Linked DNA regions of Homo sapiens: region 2 is linked to region 1. A link is a loop called in an ENCODE intact Hi-C map of the cell type or tissue named here. Cell type or tissue: CD14-positive monocyte. All regions are shown on one strand.

Region 1 (2,500 bases):
TGTCCACCACTTACCCCAGTTGCCTACCACACCTGGCATTACTTATTAGTTGATAGCAAAGTAACTCCTGTAGTATTTAAGAGCTCAGGTCGGGAAGTCAGGTTATTTACATTTGCCTACAAAAGTATAAATGTAATAGTTCATGTGGAGACACTGCTTTATCAAGTGATATTCATGAGCATAGTATACTGTATTTACCAAAATCAATTTCCTTTGCCCTGTGATTTGTTTCAGAAAATGTTGACTGGCCATCTGTAGCACCCTATTTTATTTTCCACTGGACTGAGTGACATTTCAATGTCTAATTCCTTAGCCTTAGGGAAGTAAAAGCAGAACAAGTCTGTTTTCTTCCATTCTTTCAAACCAGTAGATGTTCATCAAGCAGCTTGACTTGAAAGAAACCCTTTGCCTACCTGAGAGGGACTAGTCCCTCCTCCCTGCCTGTTAGAAAAGTCTGGGATGGCACTGTCAGCTCATACTTCCTGAGACACAGGTGTAGGCATCTAATATGTAGCAGGAGGAAGCAGAGAAAGGTTCAGAGGCAAATAAGTAATCCAAGCAGAAAGCATATTGGAGAGTAGAGGTTTCTTTTTCACAGACAACAGAGTAGCAGTGGGGGCTGGAGGGAAGGAGGATAAGTATTGTATATATGGAGATGAAGTTTGGGAGACAGGATACTAGATGGGGAAAAAACTTATTTGCCTAATTTTACCTCAAAGTATAGAGTGAAGGATTACTAAGGAGGAAATATGTGTAAAGTAAGCATTATGTATGGCATTAGTTACCTGGTGGCAATATAGTTATGTTGTGTGGACCATTTTAGTAGAAATCTGCAATCTACAGTCTGAGCAATGATTATTTTGCATTTGTAATATGGGCCTGCTAATTTGTGCACTTGCTACATCTGTGACTCTTATTTCGTTTAATTTGTGTTCCTTTTTAAAGGATGTTTTCTTTGCTGTTCAGAAATCTTAGGAAGAGAGAAATTATAGTCTCCCCCTGCTGGATATGACTGGTAGAACCTGAAATTTTAGATTACTTGGCATAGATATTTTTTTTCCAATTTTTGGATTGTATTAAAATACATATAATATGAAATTTACCATCTCAACCATTTTATTAGGTTGGTGCAAAGGTAATTGCGGGTTTTGTCATTTTTTTAGTGGCGAAGTGTACAGTTTAGTGATATTAAATACATAATAAATGTAGAGTTCAGTGATATTAAATACATTCTTAATGTTGTGCATTATGTAGCTACATGAGGACTAATTGACCTCAACTTTCAAATTCCAAATTCTTCCTACAGCCTCACTAAGCAGTCTTTTGATCACACCTTTCCCATCTCCAAGCTCCTCTACATCTTCTTCCAGCAGTTACCAGCGCCGCTGGCTTCGAAGTCAGACAACAAGTTTGGAAAATGGCATCATCCCAAGAAGGTGAGTTGCAAGTTTCCTCTTGCTGAGAAAAGTAGGAGTGTAGGCAGCTTGATGAAACTGGCAGGGAGGCTGTTCGTGCCTATTGTCAGTGGAAAAAAAACCAAAACTTTTTTATTAGCTTCAGCTGAGCCTGAAAGTTTACAAATTGGAAGTTCTAAAGGGAAGAATAAATAAAAGCTGAAATTTTAAAATCTCCTCCTTTGGAAGACACTGGGGAGTATCTGGGTAGTTGTATCATGTTGAGCTAGATTGGGTGTTCATTTAAAATGGTGTGCTCTCTTTAAAATGAGTCCCTTCCAGATGTAGCTTGTATAAGTAATGAAGGGTGGATCAATCTCTTCCTTGGCTACAGTGATACCAGTGTGGTATTCAAAAATATATGAAGTCAAGGGTTTGTGATATATTCTCTTTGTAAAATGTAAATTCTTCAACTAAACAGATATGAACATGATTTTAAATAGAGATGGCATCTAGGTATTTTCTGTCTTTATTTCAGCTGGTTTTGTGTGCAAAATGTACATTTGATGTTACATTCATAGCTTCCAACTTGTTCTTCCTACAATCCAAATACTTGAAGTGGAATTTTTATATGTACCTATAAAAATTCACATGTCAATTAACTGATTTAGTAAATTGACTAGTACTCAACATACGTAGAGATCCGTGAAGGTATAAGACAGTTCAGCTATGTGCCTGTACTTGGATAGTTTACAAGATGGTACATGATAAATATCACAGGGAGACATAAAGTGCCATGAGACTCAGGATGGAGAAAATACAGTGATGGTCATGGGGGGAATTAGGGAGCCCTTCCTGGAAGAGATGACACTGCAGGGACAAGCTGAGAAACTGAGGGGTCAGGATGTGTGAGCAGCACATGTCAGGTGGCTTGCCTCGCTTCTGTTCCTTTCACAATCCTAGGGAGCTAGCTGGAAAGAAAAAATTATAGCTTTGTCACCCATCAAGAAGCTGCTTTTTGGTTGGTGGACTTTGAATGAGATGATTAAAAGCTTGGAATTTTGTGTGAACACAAGTCCTAGCTCTGTCACTCACTAGATGTCTGA
Region 2 (2,500 bases), 41 kb before region 1:
CAGGAGTTCGAGATCAGCCTGGCCAACATGGTGAAACCCCATCTTTACTAAAAATACAAAAATTAGCTAGATGTGGTAGCAGGTACCTGTAATCCCAGCTACTTGGGATGCTGAAGCAGGATAATCACTTGAACCTGGGATGCAGAGGTTGCAGTGAGCCGAGATCGTGCCACTGCACCCCAGCCTGGGCAACACAGCAAGACTCCATCTCAAAAAAATAAAATCTAGTGACTCTTAAATATGATGCCAGGTATATGGTATCATCCTCAAATAATTGCTTTCAATCCTCTTTCTTAAAATATTGACTATAGCAAAGCTGCCAACAACTTTTGAGTTTTTCAAACTTTCCCGGCAAATTAGCAAACAAAATTCTTACGGCTGTTTATATGAGAAATCTGGGACTTGCCACACATATTTGTGAATCATTGTTGCTCTGGTGGCAAGAGAAAACTTGCCATGTCTTTAAAGTATACCCCTTACACACTGAAAAGGAACTGAAACAGAGCACTTCAGAGTCAATTGTGCTTTACAGTTTCATATCTTGAAATTTGAATTCAGAAGAAATTCTCTGTACTGCTTTAGAATCACCAGGATGATTCTAAATGAGTATATCCATTTTATGTACATTTTTAGATGAGATAATTCTATTAAAAAAGGGAAGTCCTTAGATTGTCTGTGGTAGTTACTTAACAAGAAAGTAAGTACAGAAACTTGAGTGCATTGTTCCCTGGTGAGCTGCTTCACATAGATAAGCTGACCATGATTTTATGACCAGTCTTTATTTATAGCAGTTGGGATTACTGACTAGGAAATATAAAAATAGTCACAGATTTAGAGAGAGATATGCTAAGGCAACAGACCAAAGAATTCTGAAGAGTATAATAAAAGGTCATTAAAAGTAAGCGTAATGCAGGTTTGTAGGAATGGAAAGAATGTTTCTCACTGCTGCTCCTGGAAACAGTGTGAAAACCACTCTACCCTGATGCTACTTAATAGAAAATGTAGCAGTTGGACAGGTTGAATGAAGTGGGTAGAGAGAAAAAACAAACCCTAGTCAGCTGATGGTCTTGTGCTTTGTGACAAGCTTCACAGAGAGGTCGTAAATGGTTGGGTGTGACTCTGATGGGTTGGGTATTGTGGTCACACGTTCTTCTGCGCTTCCTGCATTCCTTCCCTTTTTACTGATTTTTACGTACCATGAGAATTTTTCTTTGACTAGTTAGAAGAGTTTATTTCTGCTGGCTGAGGGTAGAGATTTTGAGATATAATTCCAGACTGATAAGAGTGAATGAATCAAGGAATGCAGTGTTGTGTCTGATTTAGGGTTCAAGAACATTTGTCTTTTCCCTCTGAGGATACATCACTTACTAGGAATAAATCAGCAATCTTAATATAGGAGATTTTCATAGACGCTAACAACTGACATCAGCTTTTGTCTCGGTCATATTTGGATAAGCATTGATGACATAACAGGGTAAAGCACTTGTTATTAATCACCATAGCTAACTGTGTCCAGAATGACAGTGTTCCAGGCAGAAGATGAGGTTAATCCAGCTCTGGAGTCTGCAGGCCAGTCACTGACTGGGCAGCTTCTGAAGCCTTTTTTCCTCAAGTTCTGCTCAGCTCTGTGCTGAAGCGGAATGCTGGCTGAACTGGTCCCCACATCCCTGGTTCTCCTGTTATGACTCCTGTGGTGAGTCAGGCTCTGGCTTAGCCTTATCCTTTTATTGTTACAGTAACAAAAGCCAAATAATTGCTGAACAGTGATGTAGCAAGCCCTGGTGGGAATTGGAGAGAGCAATAACTTGTGACCCATCTAAGATTATAACTGTCAAAAGTCACCAAAGAGAATCCACCCTGTGGGTTATAAAAACACCCAAGGTTCCTGGGAATATTCTTATCTTTTATGAGTTCCCAAGGGGATATTTAGGTATCAGGTGTACACCCATCCATCAGCCTTATGTCTTTAAGGGTTTAAGAAAGGTTTTTTAAAAAAACTACTTTAGGTTTTTACAGAACAGATGTGAATGAAAATCCTTTTTTCTCACTATGCCATATCCTTTCACTTTCATGCCTCACCCTGTCCAAAGGCAGAAAAAGGAACTTAGTTAAGCTATTTTCCCACTTACTGATTTTCAGCTCTAGCATATGAGAACCTAGACTTAATACCAGATAAAATGGAAGGGACTTTGACTTGGGGATCTTCTCTACCCTGATTTTATGATCTGAGGGTCTTCTCTGCCTTAAAATCAGTGTCTTTGGGCACATCATTTCATCTCTCTGTTTTTGTTTTTTAAATAATATTAATTAATAATAATAATGATGGTAGATTGGAATGGTGTTTCCTGAGCCTCAACTTCAGATCCACTGAACCGAATTCCTAGAGGTAGAGCTTGTGAAGCTTTGTTGATTACACACACACACACAAACACACACAAAACTTCTGGGGTAATTCTAACAATGAGCCAAACAACTTGGAACCAGTGGACAGGTAGTGTCT

What was found. Peaks named below come from ENCODE experiments on the same cell type or tissue, not always from the same donor. Only the 100,000 strongest peaks of a DNase experiment are listed, where the experiment ranks them.
Region 2: it touches region 1 in a loop (2.0-fold over the local background); 13 of 110 quality-filtered maps call a loop at or near these places.

What each region holds. Positions count from the first base shown.
Region 1 is chr4:158,850,015-158,852,514 of GRCh38, forward strand. FNIP2 (folliculin interacting protein 2) reads left to right here. Exons shown (of 17, transcript NM_020840.3): 8 at 1,307-1,436. Among named protein-coding and RNA genes, the nearest start is that of FNIP2, 82 kb to the left of the region's middle. In CD14-positive monocyte, CTCF peaks have their summits at 1,010 (motif pointing left) and 1,216; a DNase peak (open chromatin) is centred at 987; H3K27ac peaks cover 517 bases.
Region 2 is chr4:158,809,248-158,811,747 of GRCh38, forward strand. All of the region lies in intron 1 of FNIP2 (folliculin interacting protein 2), which reads left to right. Among named protein-coding and RNA genes, the nearest start is that of FNIP2, 41 kb to the left of the region's middle. RefSeq lists a silencer at 1,610-1,904. In CD14-positive monocyte, no CTCF peak of the experiment used is centred here; DNase peaks (open chromatin) are centred at 444, 1,104, 1,634 and 2,104; H3K4me3 peaks cover 2,461 bases; H3K27ac peaks cover 2,500 bases.